2 separate regions of the Homo sapiens genome follow, and region 2 is linked to region 1. Evidence: chromatin loops called from intact Hi-C (ENCODE). Cell type or tissue: breast epithelium. All regions are shown on one strand. Each heading gives the region's core, and the rest is flanking DNA. Links, peaks and the distances in the headings are about the cores only. Region 1 overlaps IGSF21 (immunoglobin superfamily member 21). Region 2 overlaps ARHGEF10L (Rho guanine nucleotide exchange factor 10 like).

Region 1 (10,274 bases), core at 1,498-9,497:
CATTCCTTGAGGACAGGGGTTCTTTCAAACACCAGGGGCTGCCAGAAAGCTGTACACACACAGACATGGCCCCTGCACTAACCGAATGCTGAGCCTTGCTCTGCTCTCCCAGCCCCTGCTCTGTACCTGCTTCCTGTCCTCCGGCTTCTGAAAGAGATGGCGATGCACTCTCTGTCTTTCCCTGCCTGGTGGAGGTGGGTCTACACTCGAGCTCAGCCCAGAAAGTGGGACCCAGACTCCAGGCCTAGCTCAAGAGCAAATTGTCTCATCCTCCCTGCTGTGAACTTGACTAAGGACACCTTAACAATGGTGTCAATATATTCCTGGGGACCTGCCTGTGAAGGCGAAGTTTCAGCTCCAAGGATACCGAAGACGGAATAACCCGAAATCCTGAAATGACTCCCTACCCTCCTTTTGGCCAAGCCCTGGGTTTTCTCCTCCATCAGGCCCTTTCCAGGGACACAGTAGGGACACACTTCCTCCGGGAGGGGTGGGGCCATTGGACAGCACCAAGCAGAAAAGCAGGGGGACACAGGAGACCCTCCCTTGAGCTAAGGGACCTGTCTTGTGAGCACAGAATGTACATGGAGAAGCTCCATTCCTTTAATAGCTCTCCCAGAAGAGTCTGGTCTTAACCAGGGTGACCAGCTAGTCCTGGTTTGTCCAGTCAAGAAAACTAAAGACAGGGAGGTGATTTATGCAAGGCCAGGCAGCAATCAGCAGCAGATCTGGGAAGAAGCGGCCGGGCCACCTGGACCAGGTGATCCGTCAAAGGTTCTGGGAAATGGGGGCTCATGACCGCCCCCTGCAGGCGGTTGGGGAGGCTTGGCGATCCGGCCATCTTGTTACAAAGCCTATGCATCCATCCAGAGGCGGATGTGGAGTACGTGCTCAGTGATAGGCAGCTGTGGCTGCTGTGAGCCAGAAGTCTTAATGAGTCAAGGTATCTCAATGAGCCAGAAATACATGGTGCTCTTTTCACCACACAACGCAGGAGAATTTGGGTCCAACTTCTCCCCCAGCCAAACAGGGAAAAGACACGGCCGAATCATTCCATGGGGCTGGGAGCCCACTGCCTGGGGTCTCCTGCCACCTTCCAGCCATTCCTCTGGCTGGGGAGCCAGTCAGGAGCCCGGCCATTCTTAATGTGGTGGGCTTCCCTGAGAACACTCAGCACAGATGGAAGGTCTCCCAGGTTGTACAGCCTGGGAGTGGGATGGGGGAGTGGGACCGGGGAGAGAGGCAGGGATGGGGCAGCGCTGGACAGGGGGCCTGGAGCCTCCGGAAAAGCCCCACTACCTAAGAGCTGAGCCCCTGGACACTGGGAATTTTATGACCTTCCTCCTTATGTGTTTTCGCCAATTCCAAGGCTGCCTGAAATCTTTTTCTTCAGGGCCTTTAAAAAGCCATTAGTATGATTTTCACCGCCCCCCAACCTGAAAATGGTTTCTGTCATACAGTTGCTCATTGGGTACAAAATATCTGTGGCATCCACTGGAATGCAGGGCTGGCTAGGAGGGGTACCAAAGAAAGTAGGCACAGAGGGGAGAAGTTCCAGAATACTCCAGCCGATGCCCTCTCCGCCCTGCCCCCAGCTCCCTCCCTAAGCCCTCCCCTCACCCGCTTCAGGGAGCCTGGGACCCCTCTCAGGCTCCACCCCTGCCATAGACGTCTCTTAAATTGGCCTGATCGTTGGCGGCCCAGCTGCCTTAGCTCCTTGGCCATTTCCTCCTGCTGACCTTGAAGGGTGAGAACGAGGGGACAACTCTTGACTCACACTGGGCCATGTTTGAGCCACATCTTTCTCAGTTCTATCTTCACACTGCAAGGGGACTTTTGGTGCTGGACGGGTGGGGCTCACCACACTCTGCTCTACCTCCCAGGACTGTGTGACCTCAGGCAGGTCATCGGCTCTCAGCTTCAGCTTCTGCACCTCAAGCCCTTTGTCCTGAGGCCCTGGGTGGTGAAGCTGGGACAGGACAAGGTCACCATGGAAAGCTCCCTTACTCCTGACTAGAGGGACACCCCAGACCTGCCAGTCATGATTTACCAGTGGGCAAACTGGTAGGAACCTTTTTCCAATGTGAGAAAGCACCTCTGAGAAATCAGGTTTTCTTTTCCAATGTTGAATTACCCCAAGAAAAACCAGAGAGAGCTTAGCTTGGGATCCTAGATCATCCAAGCCAGGAAGTCAGTGACAGGCCCTTGGGTGGTGACAGATATGGGGTCGCTGGTCCCGACCGCTCTTTCCTGCCCTGTCCAGCCACTGCTGTTCACCTTGGGCCCTGAACCCGCTTCCCCATTCCCACCCTCCATCTTTCACTGGCTGACCCCTTCCCCTGACTTCCTGGCCCATCGCTTCCCGCTCCCCTTCACCCATTCCGACATCTCCCGCTCTTCTCCACCGGCTTCCTCTCCAGGCCTCTTTTCCAGACTCTGGCTGCTGCCATGGAAACCACTTCCTCCTCCAGGTCCTGACTGATCCACTTAGCCCCTCACTGGTCAGCCTGTTGGACTCAGGCTCTGGGTTCAGGGGTGGGCAGGGGCGGGAGGGCCCAGGGTTCAGAGTGTTTTTCCTACCTTCACCCGACGCCATCCCAGGACTGGCAGGCAGGGGGCGTGGGGCACGTGCTCTTCAGAAAAAGACTCCGTGTGGTGGGGAACCAGGAGCCAGGTGGTTGGCCAAAGGGAAATGAGACCAAAGAAGCTGGGCAGTGAGCAAACTTGGAAGGCTGGGCCCGTGGCTGAGCTCGCCGCCTCCTTCCTATCGTTCGTGATTGCTTTATTTAACAGGAATCTCTGCCTCTGCCTCTCTACTTGGTGGTGGGTGAGAGCTGGCATCAGGAAGGCCCCAAGCCTGTTGGAACCAAGCCTGCCTCCACCAGAAGAGGGAAGACGGGCGTGGAAGGTGGCTGCCTCTGGGTTTCCCGGACTTCCTCAACCTGTTGTTTCTATGATCTTTTTTCAATGAACATGGCTGTGCCCCTACTGTGGGCAAGGTCAGCATCAGGTCCCTCGCCCTTGAGTTCCAGGAGCCGATGCAGGCCTCGTTCATCAGTGTACCAGTGAGAGGTTCACTGAGCACCTCCTGTGTGCGAGACCCTGTGCGAGGCACTGAAAACTGATCTCATTCAATTCTCAGGGAAAGCCTTTTGCAATAAGAACAATAATAGCTAATAACCTCTCTAGACCTTCCCATGGGCCAGAACCACCCAGCTGTAACATGCTGTAGTTGAGTGATCTGGGACAAGTTAATGCCTCAGTTTCCCCATCTGTAAAACTCAATTTCACAACACTCCCATGAAGTAGGTGTTGTTATTGTCACCCGGCCCTCACAGAGGAGGAAACTGAGTCACAGGGATGTTGCTTACAACTTGTTGGCTGAAGTTACTCAACCAGAGAGTGTCAAAGCTGGGTCCTGAACCCTGCAGCCAGGCTCCAGAGCTGATACCTGCTACGGTCCAAATGTCTGTGTCCTCCTCAAATTCAGATATTGAAACCTAATTACCAATGGAATTGTATTAGAAGGAGGGGCTTTTGGGAGGCGATTACGGTGGGATGAGCACCCCCACAAAAGAGGCCCCAGAGAGCTGCCTGGTCTCTTCCAGCATGGGAGGACACAGCCACTTTCTGGCTCATGGGGTGAGAGGGCTCCATGTGCCAAGTAGTGGGCCCCCAGCCAACCTGGAATCTGCCTTGACCTTGGGCTTCCCGGTCTCCAGAGCTGTGAGAAATGAATGTCTATTGTTCATAAACCACCTGGTTTATGGTATTTTATTACAGCTTTCCAAATGGATGAAGACAGTGCCCTTAACTCACAGGCTAGTTGCTGTTTGAGGTGGGTGTAGCACACAGAGAGGCCGAGGCTTCTGCAAGGTCACACAATCAATCAGTGGCAGAACAGAAACAAACTCTTTCAGGCTGGAGAGAGAGTCATAAAGGGCAGGCAGAGTGAGTGGAGGCTCTGGGGTCATCGAGGCATCAGACTGTGGCTCTACAGCAACATGGAGGCCTGGTGCACAACCTGCCTCTGCTTCTGGTGACCAAGGGCAGACCCTTTTGTCTGCAGGGACCATGTTTTCCCTGGAAGCAAACTCCAGCAAGAATGCATCATATGGGTCCCTCCAATATAGGGCCAGAGCCCCCGACGCCAAACTCTTCCACCACAGTTTGACAAAACGATCAGAAAAGAGGTTCAAAGAGATGGTGCTTGACCCCTAGAAAAGCAGGCAGCATGCCAGAGCACTGCAATTCAGAGAGAAAGCTCTGAGCTGACTTGGCCTACCCGCGTGGATGTCAATCAGCCCAGTTTCCTGCAGGGAGAGGGTCCAGGTGAAATATCCTCAAAGCCTGAGATGGACACAGCAGTCAACCGGCATTACATCATTTAGTACCTACAACCACCCATTGAGATCAGAATGATAAACCTCACTGAACAGATTAGGAAACTGAGGCCCAGGGAGGCCAAGCAATTTGTCTGAGGTCACGCAGCTAACTCCTGGAGGAATTGGGCAGGAACTCAAGTCCAGGGGCCCATCAACAAGATAAAATATTTGAGAATGGCTGGAGATCTCTCTCTCACTGTCTGTCTTTTGGGATGGACCAGGGGCAGCTTCAGAGCAGGACCGATGACTCCAGTTGGGCAAAGCAAACCTGAGCATTCCTTGCGAAGCTGTGGTTAGGCCTGGGGCCCCCACAGGAGGCCTTTCCCAACCAGGTCAGCTGATGGATGACCCGGGGCCAAACCTGACTCCCGCCGCTTCATCAAAGCGGAGCTAAAAACAGCTTTGCTTTGGCAGTGGAAAATTGAAACTCCGAGCTTCCTCTTAAGGCTCTTAAACAGGTCAGCCCACCAAAAGCCCAGTCCTTCAATCTGGGTTCTCTTAAAAAGTAGGGCAGGCCAATTATGTTTGACTGTCCTGCGCTACGTGGTGCTGAAGGCGGGGAAGGTCAGGCCAGGGTGCCCAGGGCTGCCAGCAGATGAGAGACAGAGGAGCCAGCCAGCTTCTCCTATCAGCCCCTTTGTCAAAACAAAATTAAAATGCCTGGACTCCTGCTGGCACCAAGATCCGATCCAAGGTAATAGGTATTTATCTTAGCGTGTTCTGCTCTGGGCTCAGTGCCATGGGGAGATGGAAACTAGAAGATATCTTGCTTCCGGTTCTGTCTCTCACACTGAGCACAGTACCCAGCTCTGAGAAGGCAATAGCTATCTGGTCATTCATGCATCCAACATATCGTTACTGAGTACCTACTATGTACCAGGGTCTATCCTAGGTGCTAGGGATACAGCTGTGAACAATAGAAACCAAAACCACTGACCTCATAGAACTCGTATTTTAGTTGAGGGACACAGACGGTAAACAAAGTAACCTTTGAAAAATATAGCAGGTCGGTGATTACAGGTGTATTTAGAAAAAGAAAGACAGGACAGGGATAGGGAGTGCTGGGAGTGGAGGGGGCGCTTCTATTTAAAATTTGAAATTGCTGGGAGGTCAGGGAGGCTTCACTGAGGAGCAAAGTCCTGACAAAGGGGAGACAAGTAACATCTGGTGTAGAATAGATGAAACAAATGCACAATCGCTGAGCTTATATTAAGTACCAAAACTTTGCTAGACATACTTACATTCGTCATCTCCTAGTGAATTCCTTGGAACAACTTAATGAGAGGAACAACAGTACATAAATTTTTAATGAAGTAGCAGAAGCTCAGAGCCAAAGTCAAAGACAAAGTTTCATCTTCACGGGCTTACAGCCTGTGTAAAGAAGTTAAACAATTCAGCAGCTATGCTTCTTTTCATAGTAATAGTTACTATGATAGTTTCCTGGACACATGGTTGCCCAAAATAGAGACTACACTTCCCAGTTACCATTGCAGCAGGTGGCCATGTGACTAAGTTCTGGCAGAGGGATGTAAGTAGGTGTGTTACACACAAATTCCTAAAGGGTTCTTATAGGAGGGGGTGTGTCCTTTTTTTCTTCCTGCTTCCTCCTAGCTGGAATGTAGATGTAATGGCTGGAGCTGGTGCAGCCTTCTTAAACTTTAAGGTGACCTTCAGAATGGAAGCCATGCACAGTGGAACATCAAGAGGGAAGGAGCTTGAGTCCCTGACACCAAGGAGCACCCTCTGTCCTTTAGACAGGCTACCTGGGACTCTTAGGAGAAAGAAAAATAAACTCTTATCTAGTTTAAGACATACTCACTTTGGGTTTTTGTTGCATGGAGCCAAAAGTAGTTCTCACCGATATCATTTCAGACAATACAGAGTGGTGTGGATGGTGAGGGAAGGAAGAGGTCATTCCCTGGTTTAAATCCAGCCATTATTTATGGTGGCTGTTTCCTACAATTTGGGAATAACCGGTATAAAAGCCACATCTTCAGCTTTTTAAAGCAAAGCCAAACGTATAGATTTGTTTGTAAAATCTCCTGGTTTTCAATAATTTGTCATTGATTTAATTAAAAACATAGTTTTAATTAAAAACGTTCAGTGTTAGTCAAATAGAGCGTGTTGACAGGCCGATTCTGGGCTGTGAGTCCCTGGTTTGTAAGCAAGGTCTGGTGAGGAAAGGGCCCCAAAGGAGAGAGTGTGCAAGTCAGTGAGTGAGCTGGGGCCGTCAGGTGCTCAGGGATGATCCTGCCATGGAAGAAGTGGGGTGGCATCCACCTGAATGGGTGAGTGCCCAGTGGGTTCAAATTCCTGGAGTGAGCCCCTTGGATTCTCACCAAGGTCTAAGCAGAAACAGTCCCATTTTGCCAAACGCACGCACACACACACACACACACACACACGCACGCACGCACACGTGCATGCACCCTATCAGTGGAGACAAGGCCTGCAGAAGTGATCTGTGGCTCAGCAAGCTGGTACATTTTAATGGATGCATCACAATCAACCAAAGCCCTCAGTATCTGTCCCTTCTGCCAATTGCCAACAATGTAAGGAGACGTGTTTTTTGATGGTAGTGAGGGCAAGGTGAGAATAAGGAAGGAAATAACTGTCTACCCACCTGCAAATTTGGGACGGGGGGCCAGGGCTTCTTCCTCATTCCCACAGCTGCATCATTTAACAGTTACACTGGCTCAGGAAATGCCAATGGCTGGGTGTGGTGTGGCCCACAATCCTGGTTTGGGAAGAGCCATCTATAGTCACCATGACTACCTGCTGGCTTCTAGGAAGGTCTTTCATTTTGCAGGGAACCTTTCCCATGCATTCTTCAGCCCCCACTGCTAGGGCCTGCATGAATAGCGTGGATGACAAAGACAGTGGGGCATGGACTCTAGAGCCTAGCTGCCCAGCTTTGAATCCTGACTCGCTGCGTGACCTGGAGTAAGTCACTCTACCACTCTGTGTCTCCATCTCCTCACCTTACAATTTGGGGTAATGAGAGTACTTTTCTCATGGGTTGTTGAGAGGATTAAATGAGATAATACACAGAAGGCACTTAGGACGGTGCCTGCCCCGTAGTTAGCACATGTGTGTTTGCTTTGTCATCATGCCATGCATTGGCATTGGTGTTCATGCTTTCTTCCAATCACTCAGCTCTCCTCTGCTGTCTTTTGAGAGGCCTGGGTATGAATGTGGATTCATGGCCATAGACTGAGTGGGGGAAAAGAAAAGGACCAGGAGGTCCCAGGAATGTGGAGCCATTGGGTGCACCAGAGAGAAGGTGCATAGATGCGGCTCTTGACAAACACTCTAGACCAAGCCTCAAGAATCCACATTTTCAAATGATTCCTGGAAGTGCAAGGCTTTGTCCTGGCTCTCAGGTGTGGTTCCCATGGAGAGGAGTGTGGCTTAGTAGCCAGGAGCACAGGTAGTGGCATCCAACAGACTTGGGGTCAAACCTCAGCTCTGCCACTTGAAAACACCGTGACCTTGGGTAGGTTGCTTAACCTCTCTGTGCAATGTCTCTTAATCTGTAAAGTTCAGTATTGTGATGCCTGCCTCACAGGATTGTGGTGAGGAGTGAGGTGGTAGTATGGGAAAAGATGAAATGTGTTTTTTTCTAGCCACAGACCTGGAGTAGAGGAACCACCACTGGTCCTGGAAAAATTAGCATGAACAAAACTAACCACCATTTACTGAGAAGGCTTTGGTTCTAAGCACTTGATCCACACTATCTCTAGCCCTGCCCAAAGCCTAGAGGGGCAGGCACTGGTCAATGAGAAACCTAGGGTACAGTCAGATTACGTGACTCACCCAAGGTCACACAAACAGGGAGTGTTAGAGAGAGATGTCGATCAATTCTGCAAAATAAAACAAAGGGTGGACTCTGTCCTTGAGGTTACCTCCATGAGCCACTCTGTCTACTTGCAGCCCCAGCATTGAGAACATTGCTAGGCATGGATTGGTGTTCAATGTTTATTTGTTGACTAATAATAGATAACACACAGCACTTGGTATGTACCAGGCGCTGTTCCAAGCACTTTACACATATTAGCTCATTATGCCTCTTGCAACCCTGTGCTGCCTATGAGGTAGTATGACTATATTATGTACTATTACTCTCATCCTCATTTTACAGTTGAGGAAACTGAGGCACAGAGAGGTCTAATAAGATGCCCAGAGTTACACAAAAAGAATGGAGATCTCACTATCAATCCAAGAGGTAAAATCAAATCAGGGTCTTATCCGGGAGGAATTGGCATCCCAGAGACAGACTACAGCTGGGACCTAGGGACAGGGGTTGCATTAGGGACCTGCTATGAAATACGGGGGCAGGGGCTTGCACACAAGACAGTAGGAGAATTGTTCACACCAGAGTTCAAGGTTGGATAGAGGATGATACAAAGGAGAGTCCATGCAGAGCCCTGAGCAGGAGTAGGACCCTCTGAGTCCACAAGCAAGGGTTAGGAAGGGGCAGGGCAGCTGTGGTTTCTGGAAGGCCCTGAGGACTGCTCCCTTAACAGCAGGGGAGACTTCCATTCTCCAATAATCAGCTCAAAAACTCATTCCCTCTGGCCTCAGCAGTGGTCAGATTCATGCTGGGGAGGAGGGGACAGGATGACAGCTCTGCTCTGACAGGGCCCAAAGTCTCTGGGGCACCTAACCGCCACCGCTCTGCATCATCGCCTGGCAAAGCCCAGGCCCTGTGAATGGCATGGGCCAAGGACCTCAGTTGGCCTCGTGATGCCTCTGCTTGAGGTTGGCTCTGGGTCTTGGTTTCCCATCAGGGGCTCTGCCTTCCAGAAAGTAAGCTTGAGAGTCAAGCGGGAATACCTGCACTGGAGCATGGCCGGGGCTTTGTGTTTCCAACCTAAAGAACACCAAATGACTTTTCTATGTCAAGCATATGCTGGAGGCTTCTACACAGCATCTCATTAAACCTTCAGCACATCTGTCCATCCATCCATCCACCCATCCATCCATCCACTCACTTCTCATCTCTCCAGCTATCCATCCACTCACCCCCCATCTACCTATCTAGCCATCCACACCTATCCACCACCCATCCATCCATTCATTCACTTCTCATCTTTCCAGCTATCCGTTCACCCACTTACCATCCACTTATCTAGCCATCTATCCATCCACACCTATCCACCATCCATCCATTCACTGTCTACCCATCCATCATCTATCCATTCTCCATCCATCTACCCATCCACCCATCCATCCTACCATCTACCAATCCATCATCCACCTACCATCTGTCCATCCACCCTCTACCCATCCACCCATCCATCCATCCATCCATCCATCCATCATCCATCCACTCATCCAACAATTCTACACTGAGTGTCTAGCATGTGCCACTCAATGGTAGATGGGGTAATTACTAGGAAGATAACAGTGAGCAAGATGAGCATGATTCCTGCCCTGATGGACCTGACTTTCTAGTGTTGCAGACAGGGATGGAATTAACCACCTAAATATGTGTTTAATTAATAGTGTGAGGAGTTCCCAGAGGCATCTGGGGTGCTGGTAGACCTGAGAACAGAAAGATCTGACCAGGCTATACTAGAACGTCAGGAAAAGCTGACCTAGGAAGGGACATGAAAGCAGAGATCAGGAGGAGGAGCAAAACTCTCAGCTCGCTGTTGCATTATCTGCATGCGGCCAAATGAGACCTGCCCTGGAGAGCAGAGATGGGCCGTGGAAATGCTCTCCACTGCTGAGATCCTCTCCTATCCCCGCCCCATCGCCACACTCTCCTCCCTTCACTCCAGCCACAGATCTCTGGAAGCACTGCCTGGCCCTTGTCCCTGCTCTCCCCTCTGCCTGGGATGCTGTCCTCTTATCAACCCCAACTCATGCACCAATCATGATCTC
Region 2 (10,274 bases), core at 1,189-9,188, 670 kb after region 1:
GGAACATAGTGGAGGGTACCTCACTTGAATCAAGGGAGGCTTTGCCAGGAAGCCCAAGGATAGAAAGGTGGGCTGGAATGTCTGCATGAGTAGGGCACTAGCCAGCCCTGCCTCCTGACTCCAGGGGTGAAGATCCTGAGACCCAGGTCCTCTGCACAGCTCCCCCTTTCACTTCCTTCTCAGCCCTGTCACCATTTGCAAAAGGCACACTCTCTTTTTAGCTCCCTGGTTTTCTGTTGCCCCAGATGAGGTTGCACCTCCCAACTCCAAATGCAGTGCCTGGCACCAGAGGTGCCCAGGAAGACCTTGGTGGATGAAGCTGCATGAGATGAGGCAGGCAGCTGCTGTCTCCAGCACCCCCTCCCAGGTGCCGCTCTCCCTACTCCTGTCCTGAGGCCAGAATGCCCAGCTGGGCAGGGGGGTGACTCACCCAGAGGTAGCCCTGTGGAAGGGAGGTGCTGACTGCTGAGAAACCCAGCAGGGGACAGTTGACAGGACTGTGGACCAGGGCCCCAAGCTGCAGAGACAGAGACGGTACATGTGAGGTTAATCATCAAGGTGCCCAGATGCCAATATTTGGCAGATTCCTGGGCCCCATCCAACTCTCCCTGGATTAGAATCCCTGTGGGTGGGGGCCAGGAAAGCAACATGCTTCACGAGTGCCTGCTTCTCCAGGCAGTTCCTACACGCTCACATTTGTTCTTCCTTTCCTAGAACCTTCCGGCTAGAAGAGGCCTGCAAGAGGCTCTGTATCAGCCCAGGGTCTCTGAAAGTGAGCAGCTTTCAGATAAGATTTCTTGAAAGCCACCCACCCCTCCTTATTTTACAAACAGGGAAATGAGGGTCACAGAGGGCAGGTGACTACCCTAGACCACAGAGGAGGTGAGTGGCAGGGCTGGGCGGCTTGTGAGGGCCACGCACAGAAACCAGGGCTCAGCCTGTCACCGCTGTCACCAGTAACCACCTTCCGCCTGCTCCCCCCTGAATCAGCTGCCACAGACCCCATGTTGGGTGGCCTCTCTCTGAGGCCTGTCTCCTGAGCTAGACCTGGTCAGTCCCTCTCTCTGGCCAGGACAGCAATTCTAGGAAATGGCCTGGCCCACTCATGGGCCACACTGAAGGAGAAGACAGAGTAGAGACTGCTCTTGGCTGGAAGGAGGATGCAGCCGACCACTGGGCCCTTTTCCAGGCAGCTGCTGCCCTCTGCTGGTGCTAAAGGCCCCAGCCGTCCCTGGACCCATTGTTAGAATATTCTAACAAAATTTCTAATGGCCATGGGCGAGGGCCCTAAGAGGTCACCTCATCCAGCCTCCTCATTGCGCAGATGCCAACTTGAAGGTCAGAGGGAGGCGTGCCTGGCTCAATGTCACACAGCATGTTAGTGGCAGAGTGAGGGCTAGAATTCAAACCTTCAACATCTGGTTCAGGGCTCTTTCTATTCTGGTTGAATTTTACCCCAGAAGCCTGGCTGCACACCAGAGGCCTTGGCACTCTGGGGCCCCAGTTCTGCCTGCTGAAAAAGTGTGTCCTCACATTCAGAGCAGGGGGCTTCGCTAAGCCCGGCCTCTGGGCTCCCTGTCTTCTCTGCTTCCTGGTGGCAGCATCTAGTTGAGGGTGCATGCCCTTTCTGCTGGGCTGATGCTCTCTCTGCTCCCTTGGTGGAGACGAGGCCACGGCAGCCCCTGCTGAGGCATTTCCATGGCAACTCCAGTGGGCCCTGATGTCAGCTGAGTCAACAGAGCCGGGTCGAAGATGGTGGAAAATACTCAAATGGCTCCTCTCCTTCACAGGCAAGGCCCTAGCCCCTAAATGTCTTGCCTGTGCCAGGAAACTGGGAAGTCAAGGCACCCTATGCAGAAGAGAGGAGGGGAGCACGAAGCTGTGAAGGGAAGCAGCTTTAGGTACAGCCAACACGGCTCCAGCCCCAGCTCAGTGGTTACCATCTGGATGGTACTGAACAAATCAGGTCCTCACCTACAGAGCAGAGACCCTGAAATCTCTCAGGATGGCCGTGGGGACTGGAGAGGGAAAGTGTAAAGCACCCGGCCCAGGGCCAGGTACCCAGTACCCTGCAGCTACTAAGGCTTACCAAGGGCCTCTCATGGGATATTCTAGCACTTCACACACCTTAGCTCATTTCATCATCAGAGCAAGGCTATGAGGGCAGAGCCATCAAGGATGAGCAGGAGACAGGGTACACGGCCAACAGCAGTTCTGGCTGAGGTTGGTGAAGGTCAAGACACAGCCCAATGAGCTTGTGAGCTTTGGCCTAAGCAAGCCTGGCCACAGACCCCCTGTGGGTCTGGGCTACACCCCTTAGGCTCCCAAGGTGCTCGAGTTTTAAAGCATCTCAGAGCAGGCAGCACCCCCAGCCCCATCCCCAAGGCCCTGTCCCCAGGTGGGCTCTGAGACTGACCATCAGGGAAATGGGTTTGCGCTGAACCCTCCCTGCCCTCCTGCCACCCCTCCAGAGACAGCATTCCCCCTTGGATGGAGCCAGGGGTCCAAGAAGAACCTTCGACACCGTAGTAGTCAGGCGTTCAGAAATGCCACAGAATAGACTCCGGTGTCCTCACCTTCCTGGGGACCAGGGTGTCCTCAGGTGTTTGCTTCTGTTTCTTGACCCCTGAGCGCACCCCATGCAACTGGCTAAGCACTTGACCCAAATCATATCCTTTAATCCTCAAGGTGACCCAGTCAGGAAGGTGCTGTGACCACCCTAGTTTAAGATACCATGAGCTGAGGCAGCATTCCTGATGTCACACTGTTGGGACTCAATCCAAGGCAGGTGGCCCCTGCTGATGCTCCTTCACACTCCCAACTGATTCCCTTGAGTCAGAAGGCCTTGGTGTGGCCCAGCGTGGGCAGGGGCCACTGTCAGCACAGACAAGAGACCTACTCCTGCCTCCTGCCCCAACACCCCTGATCCCTTGAAGGAAAGAACCCAACACATCCTCATCCACTGGTACAGAGTGCCGACCCTGTCTACACTGTGGCCAGCAACTCCCTCTGCCCAGCCCAAGCCCTCCCTAGACAAATAGTCTGGGCCACTGCTCGCCATGAGGCCAGCCAGAGCTGGAGTCACCCCCTGCCCCAGGACCACCTGGAAACGTGGTGAGCTGGAAGGGGGCCTGGGCAGAGGTTCACACAGTCACATCTGCTTCTGCAGTAATTGGACAGGGCCTTGGTACTCCCAGGCCCTATTTCATCAGGCTGCCAGCACACAGCTGATGGGGCACATTTGTCTGGACTGGTGGTGGGGTGGGGTAGGGTGTGGGCAGAGGGGGACAGCGATTTGAGGCCTAGCTAGTGCAGCCAGGCAGGCTCTGCTCTGGCTTCTGGGAGCTCCACAGGCCCCTTACCACAGAGAGTCACTCGCCTCCCTCCACTAGCCCTGGCGCTCCTAAGGAGACAGTGAGCCGGGGCCAGCAGGACTGAGGATGCTTCTGGCCTACATATTCCTGGGCCCTGAGAGCTCGCACTGAGGAGGTTCGTGGGCCCTGGTTCCCCAGGTTCGAGGTGGCAGAGGCTCCCCACCTGGATGGGGGTTTCTTTTGGGGAGGCCTTGGAGGCAGTGGCCAGTTCTGTGACTCCACCACTGGGGTCTGATCTGTCAGGGCTCAGCCTGCATCCTGTGCTCTCAAGAGACCCAAGGCCCTGGGGGAGACAGGAGAATCCAACGCCCACCATAAAGTCACCCAGGGCCAGCCTTCTGCAGGGATGCGCTAAGGCCAAGCTGGCCGCAGGCACAGTGGGCCCTGATACTCCCTACTCCATGGTCGCTGCCTCCAGCCCAAGGCCCCAGGGCCCACAGGTAACCCCCCATCTGGCATACGCCATCTATCACCAGTTAAGCCTGTCCCACCCCAACACATCCCCAATGTGTCCACCTCCCTTGCCGACGGCCTCCACCAGGGCCAGGACTAGGGTGATAGACTGGGGCACCTAGCTTGGGTACAAAATTTAAAAGGGCACCAAAAACTCAGTCACAAAAATGTATATATATAGAGAGAGAGTAAGGCAACTTTAAAAAAATCAATATTAATGCAAAAAATCCACACTGAATAGTTATTTAAAAGTTTAAATACAGACAAAACTTCACCCTACACTTGCACGACCCTGGCTCACTTGCCTCACCCTAATCCTGGCCCTTTATGTATCAAGAGACAAAAAGAGCGGCCAAACCACAAGGAAAAATTTGCTGATTTGATTATATTTACGCACTGCATTAAAATAGTATTTATCTTAATTATTGAGATTTTTGACATCGGCTGAAATTTTGTGCCTGAGGCAAAGGCGCCTTACTCCAGTCACAGCCCTGGCCTCCGCCCACATCAAGTCTTGCCACGTCTCAGCAGGACCCTGAGCTGAGCTCTGAGCTGCTCCCTCCAGGTCCATTTTTTTTTTTTTTTTTTTTTTTGAGACAGGGTCTTACTCTGTCACCCAGGCTGGAATGCAGTGGCATGATTTCGGCTCACTGCAACCTCCGCTTCCCGGGTTCAAGTGTTTTTTCCACCTCAGCCTCTCCAGTAGCTAGGACTACAGGTGTGCACCATCAAGCTCAGCTAATTTTTGTATTTTTGGTAGAGACAGGGTTTCACCATGTTGGCCAGGCTGGTCTCAAACTCCTGACCTCAAGTGATCCACCTGCCTTGGCCTCCCAAAATCCTGGGATTACAGACGTGAGCTACCTCACCCAGCCGACATCCAGTCCTTTTGTATTATTTACTTATTTATTTGAGACAGGGTCTCACTCTGTCCCCTAGGCTGGAGTGCAGTGGTACAATCACAGCTCACTGCAGCCTCAACCTCCTGGGCTCAAGCGATCCTCCCACCTCAGCCTCCCAAGTAGCTGGGACTATAGGCTCATGGCACACCTGGCTAATTTTTTTTTATTTTTATTTTGTAGAGATGGGGATCTTACTATGTTGCCCAGGCTGGTCTCGAACTCCTGGACTCAAGTGACCCTCCCACCTCAGCCTCCCAAAGTGCTGGGATTACAGGCATGAGCCACCACGCTCAGTCCCGGTATCCATTCTTATCTGCAATTCACTCTCACACACCAGCCAGAAGGATCCAAAAAATGCGAACTATATATCAAATTGTGCTAGTCCCTAGCTTGGGAAACATCTGTTTCCAAGGCTTTTTACTGCTCTGAGAACAAAATCCAAAGCTGACCCAGCCTGCAAGGCTGGCGTGGTCCAGCTCACCCACCAGCGAACCTCGGGGCCCGCCCTCTCTCCTCCTGCCTCGCCTGGCTTCCCCCACTGTTTCTGCTGCACCCTCTGTGTGGGTTTGTCTACTGGGAATATTGTTCCCATCCCTGGGCTGAATCCTTCTCGCCATTCAGTTCTCAGTTTAAATGCCACCTCCTCCAAGAGGCCATCTCTGAACCTCAGCCCACCCACGTATCTACTGTGGCCCCGATGTCTTTATTACACACCTCACTCTTTTCTATTTCCTTTGGCTTGCTGGGGTTTTGCCTCTCTCTCTCCCTGCTAGGATTCAAAGCTACATAAGGGTTGGGACCTTCTATGTCTTAGTCACCACTGTATTCCCAGGGTCTAGCACACAACAGGTGCTCAGAAAATTGCATGCAGAATGGACAAGTGAACAAATGAACTCATATCTCAAGGATTTGTTCTTTCAGCTGTTTAGATCCCCAGTCTACAGCCCAATCGGCGCATCTCTTGGGGCTCACCAATCTGGGCCTGGGTCCCCAACTGGTGCTCCTATCCCTGGAGCTGAGATGACCTCATCTCCCTGGGAAAGGGGAGGCAGTAATTGCTCTAGATGGAGGGCGAGCTAGGACAGGGTATAAGGGCAGGTAACCCGTGAAGGCTGAACATCCTCATGGTTAAGACCCTGGGTGTTGTGATCAGGCAGGGCAAGGTTCAAATTCTTACTAGCTATGTCCTTTTTGGAAAATCATAGCACCTGTCTTAGCCTTAGTTTCCTTATCTGTGAAATGGATAGAGAAACATCTACTCGCAAGGTTCTTATAGATATTAAAATAAGAGAATAGCAGGAAAGAACCAGGGGGCACAGCAGGTGCTCAATACACGGGAGGCCTGATGGCGCTGGAGCATTCCATGATGAGGGCAATCCCTGCGCCAAAGCCGGCTCCCGCCTGGCGAACCACAAAGCACCCAACCCACAGTGGCTGGCACAGCCGCTTCGGCATGATCTGGAGCCATGCCATCAACAGATGAGATCATTGCTGTTTATTATCTCAAAATAATGGAATTTTCCATTCACTTGACCCACAGTGGTCGTTCGCCTCCATTTTTGTGGTGGGAAAGCTGATTCCCGAAGCAACAAAAAGGCTTGACCAAATCTGTCAGTAAGAATTTAGAAGCCACAGCTGGAACCTGAGCCTTCCCTGCTGTGGGCGCTCCCTGGAAACTCTGGTTCTCCCAGGCGAGGGGGAGCCGCAGCCACCTTCGAGGTCGGCTCAGCAAGATCCGCTCCACTCACCTGCAGGCTGAGTGCCCGGGAGGAGAAGGCAGGGATGCAGCAGGCCAGGATCGGGCACCAGAATGGGGCTTTGCTCTTCTTGTCCTCATCCGGGCATAGCCAGCCTGGCTGGTTCTCCTCCCCTACAGCAAGAGGAAGGAGGTGGGTAGAGCTGGTCAGAGTCCAAGGACCAACTGGGCCATGAGGAGCCCTCCAAGCCCCAGGGAGCCACTGCAGGCCCCAGAAGCCTGGCCCCATCCAGTCACTCCCCACCCTACTCCTGCCGGACTGAGATGAAATCCAGCCTCAGGAGTGATGCCGTGGCCAGGGTCTCAGGCAGGGAGTTGAAAAACAAGGTCCCAGCTTGACCACCCTACCGCTGAACAACCCTGTGCCAGTCACCCCAACTCTCTGAGCCTCAATTTCTTTGCCTAGAAAATAGGAATGCTAGAAATGCCTTCGTCCTGTGGTTGTTGTGAGGACCAAATGAAATAATAGATGTAAAAGGGTTTTTAAAAAATGTTAAGATGCTGAACAGAGTCCAGACCCCTGTTGCCTTGAATTTCTGTTGCAGAGTAGGAGACAGACCATGAACGATCAGAGGACAGGAGGTCGCCATTGCGGCACTCACACTTGACCATGGTGGTGATGGAAATGCAGAAGAATCACACTCCTGCTTCCTTCAAGACAACCCTGAAATTAGGAAGCCGCCTGCCTCCAGTTCACCCACCCTAGCTGGGCCTCAAAGCTCCCAGGGACCCGTTACAAGTACAGATGCCTAACCCGACCCCAGACCCAGGACTCACCACGGGAGGTCACCATGCTAAAGAGCATCTGCTAAACCTCGTTCTCTGTGGAGGCTCCTTTACATGGCTCGGGGCTCTGCTCACATGTCCCCTCCTCCGAGAAGTCCTCCCTGACCACCCTGACTACAGTGGCCCCTTCTCTCAGGAATCACTCTAAAGACCCTGTCTTACTTTCCTCGCAGCCTTCATAATGATCTAAAATCATCCGTGGTCCATTTCCATAAGTCTCTAATATCAAAGCTGTAGTCAGTGGGGGTCTGCACTGTCTCATTCACCACTGTCCCCTGACACCCAGCACACTGCAAGGCACATAGCGAGTGCTCGGAAAACATGGCTGGAAAGAATGAATAAAAGGAAGGAGGGAGGAATAAACCACCGTCTGTCCTGAAGAATTCTCCCTGCGGAGGATCCCTTCCTTCTTTACACTCCCTATGAGGACTCCCTTCCAGCAAGCCCACAGCAGGGATGAGCGTGATGAAGACACCACCTACTATGCACCCACACATCAGGCACCACACTGAGCGCCGCCGTCTATGCCCTGGCTTAGTCTTCACAATCGCTGAGCACAGCCAGAATCATTATTTTCACTCCACAGAGGATGACACTGGCACTCAGGGATTTAGTAACGTGGCCAGGCCACAGCCATGGCTAGGGGGCAGCACCCAGATTCAGGCCTAGATCTGACACCCAAGACTGAATTCTCTGGACTAAACCAGGCAGCCTTCAGCAACCGCGCCCGCTGATGCTCCATCGCAGAGGCCTGTGGGCACGGTGATGCTAGAGTAGCTCTGTCGCAGGCAGCCGGAGCCTGCCCCTCCCCTAGGAGGCGCCAGGTCAGCCGGAGAGTTCCCGCCAGCCACACTGGGGCCCCCTGACACTACAGTCATCTTTGCTCGGCAGCCAGGCCCATCCTGCTAAAACTTACACCTGGCCTCGCCGTTCCCCTGCTTGGAAACATCAGTGGAGTCCCAGTCAGCCCAGAATAAGATCCAAACTCTCCTGGAAGAGCTGCGAAGGTCCCTTCCCTCCCCAGCCTCCTCCCTCGGCCACTGGCTCCACCGTGCTGGACTGTGCTCAGCAACCTCGCCGGGACGGGCCCAGAGGTTCCCGCTGTCCGGAACGCTGCCCCTCACCTCCCCAGGGCTGGCTCCTCTCCTTCTCAGAGAGGCCTGCACCACCCATGTCTCCATGCCCTGGCCTCCACCACCTGTCGTCTCAGCCCATTGGAGGGTATCACACCTCTCACAGCTACTCCCTGCTCCTCCACCAGTGTGGCTCTTCTTCGTTGTGTGCACATGTGCACGTGTGCACGCGTGCGTGTGTGTGCACATGGAGGTAGGCGCTCCCCCACCATGCCAGTGTTCTATGAAGGCCGAAACCTCCCACCCTATTTCCTTCTACACCTCACCCAACCCACCCACGCAGGGCTGGACCCACCACAGACCATCACTACATTTAGGGATATGAACAAAAAGTCTCTTTTCTCAGAGCCTCATTTTCCAGGTTTGTCAGATGTACCCACGACATGAACGTTAATCTGACTCGCTTTCATCAAAGAGATCCTGCCGGGTCAGAGAGAAGGGCTGGACATGAGTGAGGAAGGACCACCCTGAGAGCAGCCCTCATGCCGTCACTGCCCGAGAGAGGTGGCACCTGAATGCTGGCACAGCAAGAGGAGCTGGAATGAGGTGGCAGGTGAGGATGCTATTTGAGAAGTGAAAGACATTCCCAAATGTCAGGCTTGATGATGTGAAGGCGCCAGCACCCGGCGGGCTCACACCCTCCGGCCTGAGTCACTGAGCAGTGAACTCATTCCCGAAATGGGCCCAGAGGCATCCTCCATGTCTGGTCCTCTACCCTGCTGGGCCCTGGAAACAGAGTCATGTAAGACCTGATCCCTGCCACCAGGGAGGAAAGGCCTACATAAGAGACCCTCAGGGAAAGGGCACGACCACACAGGGCACGCGCGTTGCCATAACAGACACTTCTACGTGCCCTGCACCTCACAGTTTCCACACTGCCTCACTGCATCCTCACAGCCATCACGGGAGATACGTCCTTCTATCCGCACTCCACGCTGGCCAGCAGAGGAAAGGGGAAAGCAGGGGAAGATCCAGATGCCAAGGAACTAACCCACGGGGGCGCCTTGCACGGTGCCTGCGACGCACCTTGTCCCGGGGCAGCACGGCTCTCCTAGCCTCTGCTAGTGTGCCAGCGCTCGCCATGCTGCCTCTTGGACAAGCCCCTGGGCAGCAAATAAAGATAGGCCAGATTTGAGAGCTTGTCCCTGCTCTCAAGGAACTTACAATCAAGCAGACCCTCACCTCTACCAGCCAAGAGCTCTGGTCTGGACCCCCAATTCCTCACCCCACAACCTGTAGGAGCTGGGTGAGCGAGCATCTCCCCACCCTAGCCCCTGTCACCAGGGCGCCCAGAGCTCAGCTCCTCTCTTTCCTCCCCGAACACCCATAGCCCATCAAGTCCTGGCAATTTATTCATACGTATTTTTTTTAATGATCTGACCTTCTCCTTCCAGATGGTGCCTTCCCTGCCTGCGACTGGGGACGTTACAAGAAAATGGAGTCGTTGCTCCCCATCTGCCACTGCCATTGTTCCCGTCACAAAACCAGAGTGGCGGAGACCAAATTAGAAGACTGCTGTCGCTGAAAATTGAAAGCCCGCTTGGGATAAGTGACATTAAGAACTGGCACCGACTGCAGAACCGCAATTTCCAGTTGACGCTAAGTGGGGGCTTATTTAGCACCCAGCTCTGTTTGCCAACACCCCCTGGGCATGAGAGCTCCCCATGGGACACAGGGAGCAGCTCCAGGGTTGCAGATCCCCCGCTACCCTCAGAACAATCCCCTCTGATCTGCTAGAAGGGCCCGGGCAGATCCCACCTCAGTCTCCAACTCACTATGTGACACGGAGCCAAGTGCTTACCCTCTCTGAGCCTGTGGCCTCATGTAGAAAATGGGGGAAGGAACGCCAACCATCTGGAGTTGTGAGCAC

What was found. Hi-C counts contacts between places; a loop is a spot of excess contacts. Peaks named below come from ENCODE experiments on the same cell type or tissue, not always from the same donor. Only the 100,000 strongest peaks of a DNase experiment are listed, where the experiment ranks them.
Region 2: a loop joins it to region 1, with 7 times the contacts of the local background. A loop is called at or near these places in 1 of 110 quality-filtered maps.

The regions. Positions count from the first base shown.
Region 1 is chr1:18,314,982-18,325,255 of GRCh38, reverse strand. All of the region lies in intron 3 of IGSF21 (immunoglobin superfamily member 21), which reads right to left. Among named protein-coding and RNA genes, the nearest start is that of IGSF21-AS1, 140 kb to the right of the region's middle. RefSeq lists a silencer at 2,427-2,721 and an enhancer at 2,427-2,721. In breast epithelium, for the core only: no CTCF peak of the experiment used is centred there; a DNase peak (open chromatin) is centred at 4,702; H3K27ac peaks cover 370 bases.
Region 2 is chr1:17,644,879-17,655,152 of GRCh38, reverse strand. It overlaps ARHGEF10L (Rho guanine nucleotide exchange factor 10 like), which reads right to left. Exons shown (of 29, transcript NM_018125.4): 22 at 6,478-6,599; 23 at 431-517. Among named protein-coding and RNA genes, the nearest start is that of LINC02810, 68 kb to the left of the region's middle. RefSeq lists an enhancer at 6,538-7,039. In breast epithelium, for the core only: a CTCF peak has its summit at 1,219 (motif pointing left); a DNase peak (open chromatin) is centred at 6,128; H3K27ac peaks cover 461 bases.